Linked DNA regions of Mus musculus: region 1 is linked to region 2. The links are chromatin contacts, found by Hi-C or POLR2A ChIA-PET in ENCODE. All regions are on one chromosome and are shown on one strand. The core of a region is the stretch at or near the end of the contact, and the rest is flanking DNA. Distances in the headings are between cores, read along the strand shown.

Evidence for each region. A loop is a pair of places that touch in the nucleus more often than their neighbours do. ChIA-PET counts read pairs that join two places held with the same protein, here RNA polymerase II (POLR2A).
Region 1: a loop to region 2 is called in a map of T-helper 17 cell, with 3 times the contacts of the local background. The contact joins the promoter of 1700082M22Rik here to the promoter of Tk2 in region 2. A Hi-C loop is called at or near these places in 2 of 37 maps with a recorded cell type or tissue (both T-helper 17 cell). POLR2A ChIA-PET finds 5 or more read pairs at or near these places in 1 of 5 experiments (Patski).

What each region holds. Positions count from the first base shown.
Region 1 is chr8:104,639,762-104,643,642 of GRCm38, forward strand. 1700082M22Rik (a long non-coding RNA gene) reads left to right here and starts at 1,989. Exons shown (of 3, transcript XR_003947594.1): 1 at 1,989-2,122. Ciao2b (cytosolic iron-sulfur assembly component 2B) reads right to left here and starts at 1,967. Exons shown (of 5, transcript NM_026753.2): 1 at 1,788-1,967; 2 at 1,550-1,629; 3 at 1,207-1,332; 4 at 759-804; 5 at 78-325. The coding sequence starts at 1,929. The coding sequence ends at 228.
Region 2 is chr8:104,247,057-104,251,259 of GRCm38, forward strand. Tk2 (thymidine kinase 2, mitochondrial) reads right to left here and starts at 1,502. Exons shown (of 10, transcript NM_021028.3): 1 at 1,345-1,502; 2 at 591-628. The coding sequence starts at 1,477. It overlaps Cklf (chemokine-like factor), which reads left to right and starts at 3,805. Exons shown (of 4, transcript NM_029295.3): 1 at 3,805-4,039. The coding sequence starts at 3,962.

The sequences.
Region 1 (3,881 bases), core at 739-3,238, 390 kb after region 2:
TGGACCCACCCTTCATAGGTCCCCACCCCACTCTACTACAACCGAAAATGAGTCCACTATGAGAGACGCTAAGGCATACTGGGAAATGAATATAAATTAAGGGTTTATTACAAAATAAAAAGTGTTAAGTTTCTCCTTGTCAGTGATTCAAGAAAACAAAGCCATGAGCCCTTGGTGGAGCTGAGGCCAGGACAACCTGAGTGCAGGCTGGGGGTCCAAAGCCAGGCTCACGAGCGGGCGGATAAACACTGATTAACAACCTCAAGCAGGTGTGTATTCTCCAGGGCAGCTGCCACTCGCTCCTTATCTGCAAGTTGTTTGTTCACTGGGTAGGAAAAGAAGGGTGGAAAAACAGGATTAAAGCAAACTTGGGCCAGGTTGCTAGCCTCAGTATACATTATATTTCTACCAATAAAGTTCTTTTCTGATAGTCTCAGGACTCCAAGCCTGGATCAGGCTATATGCATCACCTGTACCCATAACTAGCTTCATCATTTGGAATGCCCGTCACCACCAGGGACTGCTTATGTCTGCCTCCCTCCAGTGTTTCCTGAAGCCCGACCCAATGTCCCTGTGTACTTGAGGACCACAGGAGGGTGGGTCATGGGAAGCAGGAGATTTCAGTCAGGCCAGCTTTGGTCTAAGCTGTAGTATGGCCATTTTATTCACTTAGTCCCCTGGTCCTAATCTTGCCCCCACAGATGACTGTGGCAAAGGGGAAGCCTCACCTAGTTTGGGGCCCAGCAGTCCACACTAACCTGCATGCTCGGAGGCGTGGGTCCCGGGTGTAATGTGTACATCCATCTGCAGGAAAGACAATGTGGGCCCGAGCATTTACCCGCCTGTCCTTTTCTTTTGGACACTACCTCCCAACCATCTGAACTCCCAGTCACCCCTCTTGATTCTGGCTCTTCCAAGCCACCCCAAACCCACCTGCAGTCAGTCAATCCACTTTTACCCTAGGACCTAGTCAGCGACTATTGACTTTAAAAGCCTTCCAGTGCCTCGATCGATCACGCCCATTCACAGCTCCCAGCTGCCCTTTCCACCACACTCCTATTTTCTGGAGTTTTTTCCCCCCAATATTCTTGTCACATCAACTTGGGGGTTCAACTCTGCGAGTTCGGATCCTTCCGATCTCCGCCCGATGTCCCCTCGCCCGCCCCAGTAGTTTGTTTCACCCTCGGGGGCTTGACTCCAACTGACCTTGAACCGCTGGGGAAGGGATCGCAGCAGCTTGACTTTGATGGAGAGGCCAATAAGCGTGGCCATGCTGCAGTGTGGGATGGTGGGTGTGAAGGCCACTGCTACTGTGCTCTCTGGGTCGCTAACCTGCGATGACAAGGGAGATCAGATCGCAGTGATCGCACGGCGGCCCCTAGCCCAAAGACACTCTTTAGTTTATCGATTTGGGCAAGTCACCCAACTTTTTATCGGCTCCATAAACATTAACACACCTCCCACAGATCCTCTTGGGGGCTTGTGAACGGAGAACACCAGCCTCTGAGGTACAACGGTACCTTTTTGATTACTCGAGTAAACTACTCACCTGAATCCGAACTTGCTCTACTACGTTCAATTCCTCCAGTGTCAGTGGATGCTCCGGGTCATTAATGGAGCGGATAAGATGTGCCAAGTGAAGGAAAAGGGACTCTAAGTTTTGGCCCACTCAAAATCTCCGCAGGCAACGCCTAACCGGGACACCCCTCCACCAGCGGGCTGCGCATCACTTCTTGCCGACACCCCAAGCCCCCACCGTCCCGCCAGCGCCCTGCAGCGACGGATATCGAAGATCTCCCGGGCGTCGATGCTGTCCGGCACTTCCTCATCTTCCTCGCCCGCCGTCACTGGCCGCTCCCCGGAACGCTCATAGATGAGGGGGTTAGCGTTCTCTAAGAGCCCGCCGCCGCTACCGCCGCCGCCCACCATCCCGGAACCGCGGTTCCCACAATCCCCCGGTGGTGTGTACTTCCGCTCCTTCCGCGCACTTCCTGGGAACGAGGAGAGGGCGTGGTGTGGCTACGGGGTCGTGCAAGGGACACGCCACACTCCAGGGATTCGGCGAGTAGTTTGCTAGAAGCGGTGTATTTGTCGTGCGGGCTACTCCGAAAGCGGGAAAAATGTTGGTAGCTCTCGCCGGGGCGTCCCTTCGGTTCTTAGCCGTGGGATCCTGTTGGGAGCTGGATCGCAGGAAGCCAACACCGTCTGACAAGGGCACTAAAGGCTCCTTGTGATTGGGCCTTGGGACGCTCCAGCTCGCTGTCACGCTATCGTAGAACCGTAGATCTAATGACACGCTGGTTTCCTCTAGTAGGAATCGGCAGCACTAGTTACATGCTTGTTAAGTAGATACGCGATCCTAAACTCTCACCTCAGAGCATCCTAATGTAGACCGTGGTGACCTCTAGGCCACTTGAATCTGATCTGCCCTGAGAAGGCAGCACTTAATTTATCCTATAACCCCTCCCTACCAGACTGTCTCCTTTGCTGTCAGCCAGGCTATGGAGGCCACGAATGCCTTAGCAGGCAGAAATATCATTCTTGGCATGGGTGATGTCATGTCCAGCTTGTCTAAAGAATGGGAAATTGCACATATAATTCCCACAGTCTTTTTCGTAACTCAGGAGAGGCAGGGTTGGTGGAAGACAGACTTGTGCCATTGGGACCAGCACACGTGGCCCATGGCTGACTGCTCGCAGGACTGAATGATGGCAGCAGGTCCAGAGGTCCCTCAGTGAGCCTGGATGGATAAGCTGGGGTCTTGTAGTGGGTAAAAACAGTGTTTGAAAACAAAGAGTACTTTGACAAGGCTGACCTAAAGGTCACAAGGAGGTAGCAACACCCACAGTGCGGCGCCCGCTGATAGAACAGACTCAACTTTGATGCCATCTGTACATTTCCAGTCCCATCATGACCAGTCACATGGGGAAATCTCTTTCATTTGAGTGGTATTGATGTGGGTGTCCACGCCTTCCTGCTAGTTCCCTTCGCCAAGCTGCCTCTAGGGATGCTGTGGTTTATACCCCTGGGCCACCTAAACTGTGTAAAGGATGGGACCTCTGATCCAGCAATGTAAGTTCTCCTGGGGCCAAGGGGACTTAAGGGACCTCTGAGCTCTGGGTCAGGCTGCAGCAGTTTTTCCATCTCAACCCCACTGGGATTTCCAGCACTGTCGGGAAGATTCTCACATTCATTAAAATTTTAACTACATTTGAGAAGAGGGCACATGCCACAATGTGTTAAGTGGAGGTCAGAGGACAAGTTTCAGGAGGGGTTCTCTCTTCTAGTGTATGGTTTCCAGGGATAGAACGCAGGTCATCTTCAGTCATTGCAGTAAATGCCTTTATCCAACGAGTCATCCTGTGTTTCCTCCACCATATATCTGTGCTGCTCTTCATTACTCGGTACCAAGTTTGCCAGTGTCCTGTCTTGCTTCACATGCTCAATAATTTCCCTCGTGATGTTATATATGTCTGAGTTCAGTGAATGGCAACTTTGCTTCACACCCCAGTGACCTGGGTCCCTTTCTCTCTTCTTTACCTTATCTTCTCTCCATCCTTTCCTTCTTCTTCTTCTCCAAGTCCCAGACGTCTTTAATGAATCTGAAGCTTTGGAGGAGACAGAGGTGAGTGGGTACCACAAACTTATGTCCACCTCTTAGCAAGTCTCAAGTTTTTTTCGGTCTGTAAATGGATTATAAATAACCCAAATAGTAGCAGCTTGGTATGTCCTAGGAAATCCAAGCAGCCATAACAAAATCATTGTAAGCTGTAAGCTGAGTGCTATGGTAAATATGTGTGTCTGAACTACTGGGAAGGCTGAGGCTGGAGGACTGATGAGCTCAGGAGTTCAGAGATAACCTGTTCAATAATAGACTCTAT
Region 2 (4,203 bases), core at 252-2,751:
CCAGCCTGGGGTGAGATGATCTCAAAGGAAGAAACTGAACCCTTGGGCTGGTGGTAACCAAAATACTGCTGCAACATTTAAACCTGTCTAACTTGCACTTCCTTTGACCTCACAGCCCCAACCCCCAGAGCCTGCCTGTCAAGCACCTCCTGACTGAGGCCACCCTGAGGTCCCTCGTGGATTCTCTGGTCTCCACTAGACAGCAGAAGGAAGTGAGAAGAACACTTCCCCCCACATCTGGGCGGGGCAATCGGCAGTGAAGCAAATAGATGCAATTTAAGCCGTTTAGATGGCTCGGTCAGCATCTTTGGCAGTTCACAAACACCTGAACATGAGTGCTTACTACCTGAATGCAGCTCGAGGCCCCACTCCCGCCCGTACACACAAGAAATGGCTAACGGTGATGGAATCTAAGGAGAGGAACCGGGCCACAAGAAGGAAGAGAGATTTGTGACCCTGGATATCGTCTTGGGTTTGGTTTTTCACTGTGCGCACCATTGTTTTTGTTCTCCGCCTCAAAAAAAAAAAAAAAAAAAAAAACAAAACCAAACCGAAATTACGCTGGAGAAAGCATGCAAAGAGAAACTTACCACTGCTTTTTTCTCCTTATCATTTTCTCTATCTTTATCTAAAAAAGGAAAGGAAATCGATGTTTCAATTATTCACTCTGCTCTGTGCTGACCTGATAAATGACCACACAGTCATTGCGTATGCGTGTTCCCTGGCTTACAAAAAATGTTTGCCATTCTTGGGACTCTCTACAGTTGGGTCCGTATGTGTCGCTGTACTGGGCCCAGGCCCATGTGTGCTTGCTTAGTTTCCTTTGCTCGGTACATTCTACTTTCCGTTTCACCTGGATTGTGTGCTTAGGATCTTCACAGCGCACCCAGGGATAACCTACACTCTGAGAGATTCCAAGGGTTGGGACCCAGGCTGTCTAGGCCAAGACTGGCAACACTGCCAACCCACCTGGCAGCAGCAGCCCGAGGCCAATGAAAGCTATGTCACCTGGCTTCCATTTCCGAAGAGAAAGATCCGCACTGCCAGCAAGAGGAGAAAGTCGCAAGCCTGAACCCGCCCCCTAGGTCCGCAGACACCTGCATCCACTAAGAGCTGATTAAATACAGCTCGTGCCCCAACTAGCCACCTCCCAAGCCTAAAGAATCTGACAATAAAAAATAAAAATTAAAAAAATGGGCCGAGAAGCCGCGTTTGAGCCCCACTAAGTGCCGATCCTGACAGTTCATTAGGGTCCCACAGTCCCCAGACCCTTCCTGGGGACTAGCAGGTGAGGGGGCGGGGTTCAGTGTGGCCCCTACGAGGTGGCACAAAAGCACTAGTTACCCGGAGGCCAGGCGCGGCGAGGTGCCCACAGCGGCCCGGCGCCCGAATCGAGGCTCCCGGGGCTCCCGGAGCTCCCCGGGCCCACGCTACGCAGGGACCGGGCAGCCCAACTACGCAGCGACCGCAGCAGCATAGTCCCTGGCTGATGTGCAAGTCCTACTTCCTTCCGGTGCGTCCTGGAGCCCCGCCCCACCCCTTGTCCGGCCCCGCCCCTTAAGGGATCCGCTAGTATTTCTCCCTCTAGGCTACACCGAAGAGATTCAAAGTGAGGATTTCCCCACTTACAGACCGCAGAATGGCCCTGACCCAAGTAGATTTAGAGAATGGATGGCATAATAATGCCGGGGACTGCTTAGTATATCCGATTACTTCCTTGGTTGCCGGCTCCATCCACACCTCGCACCGCCTACTCAGGATGTCCTGTATTTTCCTTCGAAAATACTCTGCAAGTAGACCTTGTCAAACTTGGGAACATTTTCCAAGCTTGTCCTTGGGCTTCAAAGGGCCCTCCTAGGTTTAATCCCCACCATCACAAAAAACAGTGTGAGGGACACAGGTGAGAGGGCCGTGAAAGCCATTGTTCCCAAATGTTACAGTCTTTGACATTTTCAACGTTTGGATTTTAATGTTCCTCGGGAAAGCATAACGAATATCTCCCCTGAATGAACAAAAAAGGGATAAGAAAAAAAGCATGTAAGGCCAACTTGTAAGCAAAAATAAGCTTGGGTACTATAATTCACCCATTCAAGACCAATAAGCCCAGATGTTGCCGCCTTGACTGTATATGGGCAGTTACAATGCGTGTAAAGAAGATTTCCACTTCTTCCAGGTGGCAAGATGCTGGCAGTCGTCTTGGGCAAAATGAAGAAAGACATTTTCTGGGTTTTGTTTTACTCTTTTAGATCTGTAACAAAAAAGCCATCACCCTAACAGGGCTTCCTGTTTATTTGCTAGGCACCTAGTAAAGGCAAATAAAATCTTCAAATTCAAAGTCGACAGTTGTGTGTGTGTGTGTGTGTGTGTGTGTGTGTGTGTGTGTGAGCGTCTTGGGGTGAGATTGTTGGTAACTGTTGATCAGATTCAGCCAAATGAACAGATCTTAGATGGGCAGGATCCAAAGAGATCTAAATGGACTGGGGTTGTGGGCTAGTTAATTCTTACCAAGGCAACACAAACTAGAAACACCTCGGGAAAGGGAGCCTCAATTGAGAAACTGGCTGCGGCAGATTGGCCTGTGCGCATGTCTGTGGAGCATATTCCTGTTGCTAATTGATGAAGGAGGGGTTTTGTTGTTGTTGTTGTTTTGTTTTGTTTTTGTTTTTTGCCTCCTTGCTATGGGCAATGCTGTCCCTGGGCAGGTGAGCTGCGGGTCTTTATGAATGAGCAAACCAGAGAACTACTGAAGCTGATAAACACTCTTAGTTCTTCTGCTTCTGCTTCTTCTGCCTCCGGTTCCAGCCTTGAGTTCCTACTTTGTCTTCCCTCCTGTAAGCCAAATAACCCTTTCTTCCCCCAAATTGCTTTTGGTCAGTGTTTGTTTTATCACAGAGAAGCAAACTAGGACGGGTGGTTATTCAGTTCTCCAAAAGAAATCATGAGACTTAATTCACATAATGGAAGTGACATATTCTTCCTGTGTCTATCATCATGAAATGCTCCAAGATGGTTTGTCCTGGCTACACCGGAGCACTTTATAAACTGTGGGACAACTAACAGCAGTGGGAGGCGAAAAGTACTCTAGAGACAGGCTTGCACGTTCTGAGAGCAAGGACAGACTAACAGGGCCAGGCCATAAGTTCAGGCTATATATTCTATAGCTATTGATGAGTGGCCCAGACCATGGGGACCCTTCGAGCAGAGAAGCAGACAGATCCTTGCTTTATAGAATTTATATTTTTTATTTTAACTGATACATAATTGTATTTATTTACAAGATACCATTGGATGTTTTATTACATGTGCACATTGTGTGATATTCATATCAGGATAAGTCTGTCTCTTCGGAATAATTTCTGTGCTGAAAACGGCCAAATTCCTTTCTTGTAGCCTTTTAGTTTTTAAATAAAACTATACATTTTCATTATCCGTGGTCAACCAGACTAACAGAACATCGGAACTTCTCTTGCCTAAGTCTAACTTACTACCAGTGAATCAACGTTTTCCTGGGGGATATTATACTTGTAATCTGGATGGGATCTAAAAAAAAAAAAAAAAAAAAAAAAAATGCTGAGGAATGACTAGACAAGGTAACCAAGGGAAATCCTAAGGAGGTGGCATTTGAGATGCTCAAATGGCGAAGAGGCTGGGCTGGCATTCTTGGGTTTTTCTCGCCTACTCCAACAGTGCTTCTCCACAGGAAAGCTCCAGGGCAGAGGAGCAGTGGTGGGGACCTGGCTTGGGTTAGGCTAGACAGGTGTCAGCAAGAGTTAGGAACTTAAGAGACCAGGAGGCGGAGCCAGTGGGCGGCCCGCGCTAGTGCGCAGGCGCGCCCGGACTTGGCCTGAGCGCGGTGCCGCAGGCCCAGCCCCGGCAGTTGAGCTGGTGGCGCGAGTCCTGGAAAGAGCCATTAATCGAGAAGGCTTGAAAGAGAGGCGTGACTGTTGGGTCTGTGGGCAAGATGGAGACTCCACGGCCGGTCGTAAGCCGTCGGCCCTTCTGCTGTACTCTGAAATGCTTTGTGAAGTTCCTGCGGTTGGTGAGGACCAGGGCGGGAATGCAGGGCGGTCGGTAGTCAGGAGTGCTCCGGGGTAGAGAAGACTGGGTTCGGAAGCCTGGAGCAGCGTTTGCTCGGCCACCTGGTTTCCAGCCACGCCTTTCCAGACGCAAGGCATTGATTGCTCTGTGGCTCAGTTCGACCGG